Linked DNA regions of Homo sapiens: region 2 is linked to region 1. Evidence: read pairs that join two places in POLR2A ChIA-PET (ENCODE). Cell type or tissue: OCI-LY7. All regions are shown on one strand. Each heading gives the region's core, and the rest is flanking DNA. Links, peaks and the distances in the headings are about the cores only. Region 1 overlaps LOC124900191 (a long non-coding RNA gene). Region 2 overlaps JMY (junction mediating and regulatory protein, p53 cofactor).

What was found. ChIA-PET counts read pairs that join two places held together with the same protein. Peaks named below come from ENCODE experiments on the same cell type or tissue, not always from the same donor. Only the 100,000 strongest peaks of a DNase experiment are listed, where the experiment ranks them.
Region 2: POLR2A ChIA-PET joins it to region 1 with 6 read pairs; 1 of 35 experiments calls an interaction of 5 or more read pairs at or near these places.

What each region holds. Positions count from the first base shown.
Region 1 is chr5:78,686,468-78,691,848 of GRCh38, reverse strand. The region is part of intron 4 of LOC124900191 (a long non-coding RNA gene); the gene reads left to right. Among named protein-coding and RNA genes, the nearest start is that of LHFPL2, 40 kb to the right of the region's middle. In OCI-LY7, for the core only: no CTCF peak of the experiment used is centred there; no DNase peak of the experiment used is centred there; H3K4me3 peaks cover 279 bases; H3K27ac peaks cover 1,016 bases.
Region 2 is chr5:79,259,883-79,265,263 of GRCh38, reverse strand. The region is part of intron 1 of JMY (junction mediating and regulatory protein, p53 cofactor); the gene reads right to left. Among named protein-coding and RNA genes, the nearest start is that of JMY, 26 kb to the right of the region's middle. RefSeq lists enhancers at 949-1,473, 1,539-1,718, 2,885-3,422, 3,423-3,960, 5,175-5,381. In OCI-LY7, for the core only: no CTCF peak of the experiment used is centred there; DNase peaks (open chromatin) are centred at 1,074, 1,753 and 3,163; H3K4me3 peaks cover 2,563 bases; H3K27ac peaks cover 4,704 bases.

The sequences.
Region 1 (5,381 bases), core at 289-5,288:
ATTTTGCCATAACTTTGTTTTGGGATTCACATTCCAAGCTTTGTTATTAAAGATGGAATAGGAGTGAACATTGTGTAATGTCTTAACTTCCCAGTAGAAATCATGAGGCCTCAGATTTTTAAACTCAAAGGTTAAAGGCTGGCCGCATAGAGAGAGTAAATGTTTTCAGTAAAAGCAAAAGAACAATTTTTTTATAAGCACAAAAATATGTTCCCTACCTTCTCTAAGAGCCATAAAATTGCTCAAATGTTTCCCTATCCAACCACTCAAGTGATGCTTAGACCTCTCCCTGCTGCTCACTCATCCCTTCCTAAGGGTGAGTGGAGACTGTGCTTGCACACCTGTGGTGATGGGAAACTGACTTCCACTTTAGGCAACCCCTTCACCTTTCTCAGCCTTGACTGTTCTTATTTTTATAATCTACCCCATATGGAGCTCTGATTATGTGCCCAGCACTCTGCTAAGAGCTTTACAAATAATTCATTTAATCCCTGCCACAGCCCTGCAAATGTTGTTATTTCCATTTTGCAAATGAGGAAATGCAGAGAGCTTAACTGCTTGCCCAAGTTCCCACAGTGAGTGAGTGAGGGCAGGGCCAGCAGGTAAGCAGCAGCTGGTCTGGCTGTAATTCCTTGTTCTTTCTATTTGTTCTTCCTTTTGTCAAGCCCAAAATACCCCCTCTCCATAGCTTCTACCCACTCAGGAGCATGGGGCAAAAGCCAAACCTCTGTCCCTCAGGAGAGCACGGGGAAAGGCCAATTCTGTCTTCCACATGAGCACTCTTCAGCTATTTCGAGATATTTATCTGACGTTCATTCTACTCCTGGCTAAAGTTTTCCTGAAAAAAGAAATTTTAAAAAAGATCAATACCTGTTTTGAGAATATTAAGTGTACTTCTCCCTTCAGTTTCTAAGCTTTTTTCCTACTTGAGGCACTGGTTCAGCCTCATAAAGGGGCATAGGCTGGGTGGGTGTCTTCAGTGTGTGCTTGGAAGCTGCTGCTCAGAAAACAGCTGAGACTCTGCCTTACACCCACCTTGTGAAGGGCCACAGTGGATCTGTACAAGCCAGGAGCTTCTTTAGTCTTGTCCTGGCACACCCAGCACATCAGCCACTTTGAATGGAGCTCCTGCAGGAGGAGACTCAGCTGAGTCCCAGAGCAATAGTAATTGCTTCATAACAGGGATCATAAAGAGACTTTGTTGTGTGTCCTTAAAGCAGCTTCAAATTACAGATTCAGATTGGGCAAATACCCCTATAAATCCCACCGGATAGCCTGGTTCCTTGGTTATAAGCAGGTTTGTTTTTCTGTACTGTTACCCAAATTCCCCTGATTGTAATCCCTCATAAGCCTATTTAAACTGCAGAATCCTGGACTCCACAGAGGAGTTCTGGACCTCCTAAGTCCGAATCTTCAAGAGAGGGACCTGCAGTTTGAATAAGCCTCTCCCAAGGGTTCTCATCATCCCTTAGTGTATTAGTCCGGTTTCACACTGCTATAAAGATACTACCTGAGACTGGGTAATTTATAAACAAAGGAAGTGTAATTGACTCACAATTCCGCATGGCTGGGGAGGCCTCAGGAAATTTACAATCACAGTGGAAGGGGAAACAGACCCTTTTTTACAAGATGGCAGGAGAGAGGGAGAGTGAATGTGCAGGGGAAACTGCCATTTATAAAACCATCACATCTTGTGAAAACTCACTCAACTATCACAAGAACAGCATGGGGGAAACTGTCCCCATGATCCAATCACCTCCCACCAGGTTCCTTCCTCAACACCTGGGGATTACAATTAAAATGAGATTTGGGTGGGGACACAGAGCCAAACCATATCACCTAAGCTTGGAAAGCATTGTTTTGAGGAGTTCTTTGCGTGAAATTCCATTCCTTGTCCTTTATTTTTTATTTTTTGAGAATCTCGCTCTGTTGCCCAGGCTTGAGTGCAGTGGTGAGATTTCGACTCACTGCAACCTCCACCTCCCAGGCTCAGATGATTCTCCTGCCTCAGCCTCCTGAGTAGCTGGGATTACAGGCATGCACTACCACACCCAGCTAATTTTTGTATTTTTATCCATTCATCAGTTAGTAGACATTTGGGTTATTCCAGTCTGGAGCTATCATGAATAAAGCTACTATGAATATTCCAACTCAGGTCTTGCTGCAGACATGTGTTTTCATTTCTCTTGAGGAAATACCCAGGAATGGGATTGCTGTGTCATATGCTATGTGTATGCTTACCTTTATCAAGGTGTATGCTTACTCTTTGTCAATCAAGAGATTGATCAGCTGTTTTTCAAAGTGGCAGTATCATTTTGCAATTGCACCAGCAATATACTACTGAATTTTTTTGAAAAAGACAATTATTTGTAGAGAGATCTACAAATACCTTTATTTTGCATCATCAGCACAGATGTAGAATTAGTTTTGTTAAAGCACTTCTTTTTTTTTTTTTTTTTTTTTTTGAGATGGAGTTTTGCTCTTGTTGTCCAAGCTGGAGTGCAATGGCACGATCTCCACTCACCGCAACCTCCGCCTCCCGGGTTCAAGCGATTCTCCTGCCTCAGCCTCTCCAGTAGCTGGGATTACGGGCATGTGCCACCATGCCCAGCTAATTTTGTATTTTTAGTAGAGACAGGGTTTCTCCATGTTGGTCAGGCTGATCTCAAACTCCCGACCTCAGGTGATTCACTCGTCTTGGCCTCCCAAAGTTCTGGGATTACAGGCGTGAGCCACTGCGCCTGGCCTTAAAGCACTTCTTAAGAGTTCTGGGCTTGGAGTCAGATTGAGCTGGGTCTGTTACAAAATTCAACAATACTGTGTCCATGATTTTGGACAAGTGGCTAGATCTCTCCAAATGTATTTCCCTTATTTGTAAGACAGAGATAATAATTCCTCTCTGCTTAGAGAAGTCGTAAGGATTAAAGGAGATGAAACACATAAAGCACTTAATACATTACCTGATATATAATAATCATGATTAACATGTTACTCTTATTATTTTCATTAACTTCTTTATAATAGTATTTGTTGCAGTAGGGTTTAAACATATGAGAACATGTACTATGAACTTCACTTCTTTAGGGTTTCTTTTGGGTAATAATTTAGAACTCAAGAAAACCACAGGAAGCTGAAAAAGGACGTTTTGTCATTGAAAAAAGATATTTGTAGTTATTTAGAATGAACAACCAGCAAGTCATTTTACATTCTTTCTAGAATTTCTAACTTCAGTTTCCTAATTTGTAAAATGGGGGTCAGGGTGGCGGTGGAGGTAGCCATTCTTACCCTGCCTTTCTCACAGTGTTGCTGTAAAGGTCAAAGGAAAAACTGAACATTATAAATTGTCAAGTATTATATAAATATTTACCACCAGTGAAAGTTTTAGAGGAATTTTTTTTTTTTTTTTTTTTTGAGATGGAGTCTCACTCTGTGACCCAAGCTGGAGTGTAGTGACACGATCTCGGCTCACTGCAATCTCCACAGCCCTGGTTCAAGTGATTCTCCTGCCTCAGCCTCCTGAGTTGCTGGGATTACAGGCACCTGCCACTGCGCCTGGCTAATTTTTGTAGTTTTAGTAGAGACGGGGTTTCACCATCGTGGCCAGGCTGGTCTTGAACTACTGACCTCATGAACCACCTGCCTCAGCCTCCAAAAGTGCTGGGATTACAGGCATGAGCCACTGCACCTGGCCAAGGATAAATTTTGTAAGATATGATTTAATTAGAAAATAGAAATTATAAGATAATAATGTCCTTTAGTAATTTCCTTTTTCTTTTTTTTATTATTATACTTCAAGTTCTAGGGTACATGTGCACAACATGCAGGTTTGTTACATATGTATATGTGTGCCATGTTGGTGTCCTGCACCCATTAACTCATCATTTACATTAGGTATATCTCTTAATGCTATCCCTCCCCAACCCCACCCCACAACAGGCCACGGTGTGTGATGTTCCCCTTCCTGTGTCCATGTGTTCTCATTGTTCAATTACCACCTATGAGTGAGAACATGCGGTGTTTGGTTTTTTGTCCTTGTGATAGTTTGCTGAAAATGATGGTTTCCAGCTTCATCCATGTCCCTACAAAGGACATGAACTCATCCTTTTTTATGGCTGCATAGTATTCCATGCTGTATATGTGCCACATTTTCTTAATCCAGTCTATCGTTGATGGACATTTGGGTTGCCTCCATGTCTTTGCTATTGTGAATAGTGCTGCAGTAAACATACGTGTGCATGTGTCTTTATAGCAGCATGATTTATAATCATTTGGGTAGATACCCAGTAATGGGATGGCTGGGTCAAATGGTATTTCTAGTTCTAGATCCTTGAGGAATCACCACACTGTCTTCCACAATGGTTGAAGTAGTTTACAGTAAAAGTGTTCCTATTTCTACACATCCTCTCCAGCACCTGTTGTTTCCTGACTTTTTAACGATCACCATTCTAACTGGTATGACATGGTATCTCATTGTGGTTTTGATTTGCATTTCTCTGATGGCCAGTGATGATAAGCATTCTTTCATGTGTCTTTTGGCTGCATAAATGTCTTCTTTTGAGAAGTGTCTGTTCACATCCTTTGCCCACTTTTTGATGGGGTTGTTTGTGTTTTTCTTGTAAAGTTGTTTGAGTTCTTTGTAGATTCTGGATATTAGCCCTTTGTCAGATGAGTAGATTGCAAAAATTTTCTCCCATTCTGTAGGTTGCCTGTTCACTCTGATGGTAGTTTCTTTTGCTGTGCAGAAGCTCTTTAGTTTAATTAGATCCCATTTATCAATTTTGGCTTTTGTTGCCATTGCTTTTAGTGTTTTAGACATGAAGTCCTTGCCCATGCCTATGTCCTAAATGGTATTGCCTAGGTTTTCTTCCAAGGATTTTATGGTTTTAGGTCGAACATTCAAGTCTTTAATCCATCTTGAATTAATTTTTGTATAAGGTGTAAGGAAGGGATCCAGTTTCAGCTTTCTACATATGGCTAGCCAGTTTTCCCAGCATGATTTATTAAATAGGGAATCCTTTCCCCATGTCTTGTTTTTGTCAGGTTTGTCAAAGATCAGATGGTTGTAGATGTATGGTATTATTTCTGAGGGCTCTGTTCTGTTCCATTGGTCTAGATCTCTGTTTTGGTACCAGTACCATGCTGTTTTGGTTACTGTAGCCTTGTAGTATAGTTTGAAGTCAGGTAGTGTGATGCCTCCAGCTTTGTTCTTTTGGCTTAGGATTGACTTGGCAATGTGGGCTCTTTTTTGGTTCCATATGAACTTGAAAGTAGTTTTTTCCAATTCTGTGAAGAAAGTCATTGGTAGCTTGATGGGGATGGCATTGAATCTATAAATTACCTTGGGCAATATGGCGATTTTCATGATATTGATTCTTCCTATC
Region 2 (5,381 bases), core at 98-5,097, 570 kb before region 1:
AAAACATATAACATTTTTCTTGAATCTAAAACAGTTTTTTGGCCGGGTGCAGTAGCTCACGCCTGTAATCCCAGCACTTTGGGAGGCCAAGGCGGGCGGATCACGAGGTCAGGAGATCAAGACCATCCTGGCTAACAAGGTGAAACCTGTCTCTACTGAAAATACAAAAAATTAGCCAGGCATGGTGGCGGGCGCCTGTAGTCCCAGCTACTCAGGAGGCTGAGGCAGGAGAATGAATGGCATGAACCTGGGAGGCAGGGCTTATAGTAAGCCAAGATCGTGCCACTCACTCCAGCGTGGGTGACAGTGATAGCGCAAGACTCTGCCTCAAAAAATTACATAAATAAATAAAATAAAATAAAATAACTTTTCCCACTCTTTCTCTCACTGCATTTACTGTCATTCTATGTTAGATTAATGACTACTATTTAAACTAAAATTGAGCCAAAACTCATTTCTTATGGTTCAGTTCCTCTACTGAAGCATTTTTAGTTATTCTAAGAAAAAACACTGTTATTACTGAATCACAGAATGATCTTCAGCGTTAGAAGGCAGGCACAGAGTGACAAAATCAGCCTAGTTTCTCTCCAGCATTGGCCAGGGTCTTATCTCCAGTGCATGGGTCATTCAACAAAGTTGGCCTTAATGCAATGGCCATTAAAATTATATTAACTCTTTTCATTCTGATGAAATATTATTTGCTTTTAAAAATCATGATTTATGCCAGGCGCAGTGGCTCACACCTGTAATTCCAGCACTTTGGCAGGCTTTACCTCCTACAGTGAGGTAGGAGGATCACTTGAGCTCAGGAGTTCAAGACCAGCCTGGGCAACATAGTGAGACCATGTCTCTACAAAAAAAAAAAATTAAAAATTATGGCCAGGTGAAGTGGCTCACACCTGTAATTCCAGCCCTCTGGGAGGCTGAGGTCAGCGGATTGCTTAAGCCCAGGAGTTCGAAACCAGCCTGGGTAACACAGTAAAACCCCACCTCTACTAAAAACACAAAAAATTAGCCAGGTGTGGTGGCACACAGCTGTAGTCCCAGCTACTCAGGAGGTTGAGGTGAAAGAATCACCTGAGCCCGGGAGGGCCAGGCTGCAGTGAGCCAAGATCACATCACTGTACTCTACCCTGGGCAACCAGAGTGAGACCCTATCTTTAAAAAAAAACAAAAAGGCCAAGCACAGTGACTCGCGCCTGTAATCCCAGCACTTTGGGAGGCTGAGGCAGGCAGATCACCAGAGGTCAGGAGTTTGAGACCAGCCTGGCCAACATGGTGAAACCCCGTCTCTACTAATTAGCTGGGTGTGGTGGCAGGCGCCTGTAATCCCAGCTACTCTGGAGGCTGAGGCAGGAGAATTGCTTGCACCTGGGAGGCGGAGACTGCAGTGAGCCGAGATCGTACCACTGCACTCCAGCCTGGGCGACAAGAGTGAAACTCTGTTTCAAAAAAAAAAAAAGACGGACATGGTGGCACACATCAGGATGCCAAAGCAGGAGGCTGATGCTGTAGTAAGCCATGATTGCACCGGTGTACTCCAGCCTAGACAAAAAGGCAAGACTCTATAAAAAAAAATTTTAGTGGCCACAGGCGGTGGCTCACACCTACAATCCCAGCACTTTGGAACACCTTGAGGTCAGGAGTTCAAGACCAGCCTGGGCCACATGGTGAAAACCCTGTCTCCACAAAAAAGTGAAAAATCAGCCAGGCGTAGTGGCGCACACCTGTTGACCCAGCTAGTCAGGAAGTTGAGGCTGCAGGATCACTTGAGCCCGGGAGATGGAGGTTGCAGTGAGTTGAGATCACGCTACTGCACACTAGCCTGGGTGACAGAGCACATCCTGCCTGAAAAGAAAAAAAAAATCAAAAAACCTGTTTGTAACAAAGACCGTGCATATTCAAGGATACTTGGGTCTGAGTCTTCTCGGCAGCTGTCCTTACTTTGGCCCAAGTAAACTCTTCAAATATATTTTGTGCCTCAGCCTCTTCCTTTTAGGTCAAAGGCAATAATTCCCTTCTTCCAAGAATATGTACATACAAAGAAGCCCTTTATCTTATACTTCGCTTGAAAACTAACACTTTCTTCGAGATAATGGTTTTCTACCAGGTTTCAGGAATAGCAAAAGTGTTAAAAGAATGAGGGGAAAAAAATGGTGCCAACATCTTTCAATAGTAAAATCCCCCTGAGTCATTTACAAGTGATCAAATGCCACAATTCAACAGTAAGCGAACCCTCAAACACTAGGCTTCTTTGGGCTCTTCTTACAGGGTCAATAAAGTAAATGTAATACAAAGTTTAGATACTATTTTCTGCCAACACAAAAACATCAAGTCATTATATGATTATTAATTAAGTCACAATACCACTGTACACAAATATGTACAATAACTGAGGACAGAATATCAGTTACTCTATCCAAACATTAACATTTTTATCTATTATTTCCACCATGCTTTTTGTCCTCAGACAGAATAGTACTTTACAAAGCTATTATGCAGCACCTAAACTTAATACTCTTGCAGAGAAGCCCAAGCCATCTCACCTAACACTGCTAATTTATTAATCTGCCTTCTTTCCTATAAAGTTTCATGTTTTTCCAATACTAGACTACCTTAAAAACAATTTTAATTTCAATTGGTCAAACTATTTTAATCTAAGTATTGGCAAATAATCTTAAAATACAGGGAATGCATTTTATAACTTCATTTCAAAAGATACAATTTACTAAGCATTAGACTTTCGTGTAAACCGTTTCCTATAATTCATGATAAAAGAATTCAACAGGTGAAAAAATAATCACTAACTTGATATAATTATAAAACTTAATTTTTGATTTTGCTAACTAAAAACTGACAAAGTCCAGGGAATAAATAAACTGAGCTATGGGCATTTGCAGGTTATAAACTGCAAAATGTGTAAGGTACTATAAATAATGCATATAAAAGACTAAAAGGAATTATAAAGAAAGTCGAATTATTTAGGATTAAGGATATTTGAGATGAAGAGGGAAGGCCTTAATTTAAAATGCAGCAGATGCACCTAAAATGTGAAAGATGCATTTTGCTAAATTTGAGAAGATTCACTGAGAGCCACACTGAATAAGAACGCAGATGGATCTGAATGAGAATACAACCACAAAGGGTTTCAGAAGTGCTGAAGCTCAACCAGCACAACATAAAAACGGCCACAGCAGGATTCAGCAGAAAGGAAGGACAAAGAGCAGGGGCCTGGAAAGTAAAGCTTTGATAATTTCTGCTTCAAAATCTGACATATCTCTTGTAGGATTTTAGAAAATGATTTTGCTCTATTGATTCACTTAAGAAACATGAAGCAGAGGTTGGGCATGGTGGCTCACGCCTGTAATCCCAGCACTTTGGGAGGCCTAGACGGGCAGATCACTTGAGGCCAGGAGTTTGACAGCAGCTTGGCCAACATGGTGAAACCCTGTCTCTACTAAAAATACAAAAATTAGCCGGGCATGGTAGTGCACGCCTGTAATCCCAGCAGGGTTATTTGCCAAAGTTAAGGAAATATGCCCGGGAGACAGGTCTACGCCTTTCTCTGAAGATAATTTTGAGGGCTCCAAATTTAAAGGGGAAAGGGCAGGTTACTGAGAAGTACACAATTTTCATGTAAGGGGGGTTAGGGAAAATAGTAATTCACGCCTTTGTCTGGCCCAGTGAATCTGCACTTTATTTTTTTAGAGACAGCCTCTCGCTTTTTCACCCATGCTGGAGTACAGTGGCTCCATCATGGCTCATTATAACCTCAACCTCCAGGGCTTAAGTGATCTTCCTGTCTCAGCCTCCTGAGTAGCTGGGACTACAGTCACGTGCCACTATGCCTGGCTAATTTTTTGATTATTATTATTATTATTATTTGTAGAGACGGCACTTTTACATAAGATAACCCAAACAAAATGGGGCAGGAGAACAATCAGATATGCATTTGTCTGGTGGGCAGGGGGGTGACTGCACCTGTAAGGATATGCTATCAATTTACATTGCCATGGTAAAATTTTAGCAGAAAAACCTCAGGGTAAAGATCTTGGAGCTCACTATGAATTTGCTTGTGGGCAAAATATGGCGGAAGCATGTAGCTTTTCATCTTGTAGCCATCTTATTTAGGAACCAAAAGGGACAGGTTTGTGTGACCCAGTTCCCAGCTTAACTTTTCCCTTTGGCTTAATGAGTTTGGGGTCCCTAGATTTATTTTCCTTTCACAAAATCTATAAGTAATATCTTTACCATTAATTATTAAAACATGCAAATAATTACTGTGAAAGGGAGTGACTTAGGATACTTGGATGGAAGGAACCTACCCCAGCAATGATACTGCATCTGTGGCCCTGGGAACTGCCTTTAGGTCCATTTGGTCTGTTTCCCCTACTGAGAAATAAGGACCAGTGCCATACATTTCCACATTTACACTGCCCATCTCTGTTCTTGCTTTGTAAAACTACTGAATTATTTTTATATTATTCCTGCTAATTATTACTTGTTAATACTAAAATCTGAGAAAAAAAAAGACTCAAGGGACATGAAATCAAAAAAGAAAAAAAAAATCTGGGGCCAGGTGTGGTCGCTCATGCCTGCAATCCCAGCACTTTGGGAGGCCAAGGTGGGTGGATCACTTGAGCTCAAGGGTTTGAGACCAGCCTGGGCAACATGGCAAAACCCCGTCTCTACAAAAAAAAAAAAAACCCACAAAAATCAGCTGGGTATGGTGGTTCATGCCCATATTCCCAGCTACTCAGGAGGCTGACGTGGGAGGATCGCTTGCTCCCAGGAGGTTGAGGCTGCAGTGAGGCAAGATCAAGCCACTCATGGCAGTGGCGGGCCATCTAGACTGGCTGCTGCCATCACATCAGTTGCAGTGGGGAGGCATAAGCGGTGGTGGCAAGAGCAGCTGTGGGAGCGGCAGTGGTGGCAGTGGGTTTCCTGTGCCCCATGTCCTGGAGGCACCTGACTGAACCACCCCCACCATCACAGGGCCAGGCAGGAACCACTCCCAGGCCTGGAGTCTCCGCCACAGCCTCAACCTTGCTTCCTACCGCATCCCAAGGGTCTGTGAGCACCTGGCTGAAGGGTACAGCTAGGACTTGTGAGGCCAGCCCTGGGTGCGTCAGGTTCATTTGTGTGGCGCTGGCCAGGGCTGCCATGCCACCTGTACCTCGACCACTGTCCTGGGAGACACTGCAATGGGGCCAGGCTGAGTTGCCTGCCAGCAGGGTAGCAGTACAGTCGGGCACTGAGGGGCAGGCAGAGAGGGGCCCTGAGGCAGAGGTGGGCCCAGGATGTGCATATGCCATGCTCCATGGAGCCAGTGGGAGCCAGGGGCATGCAGGATTCCCACCCTCCCAGGGGTGGCTACAGCT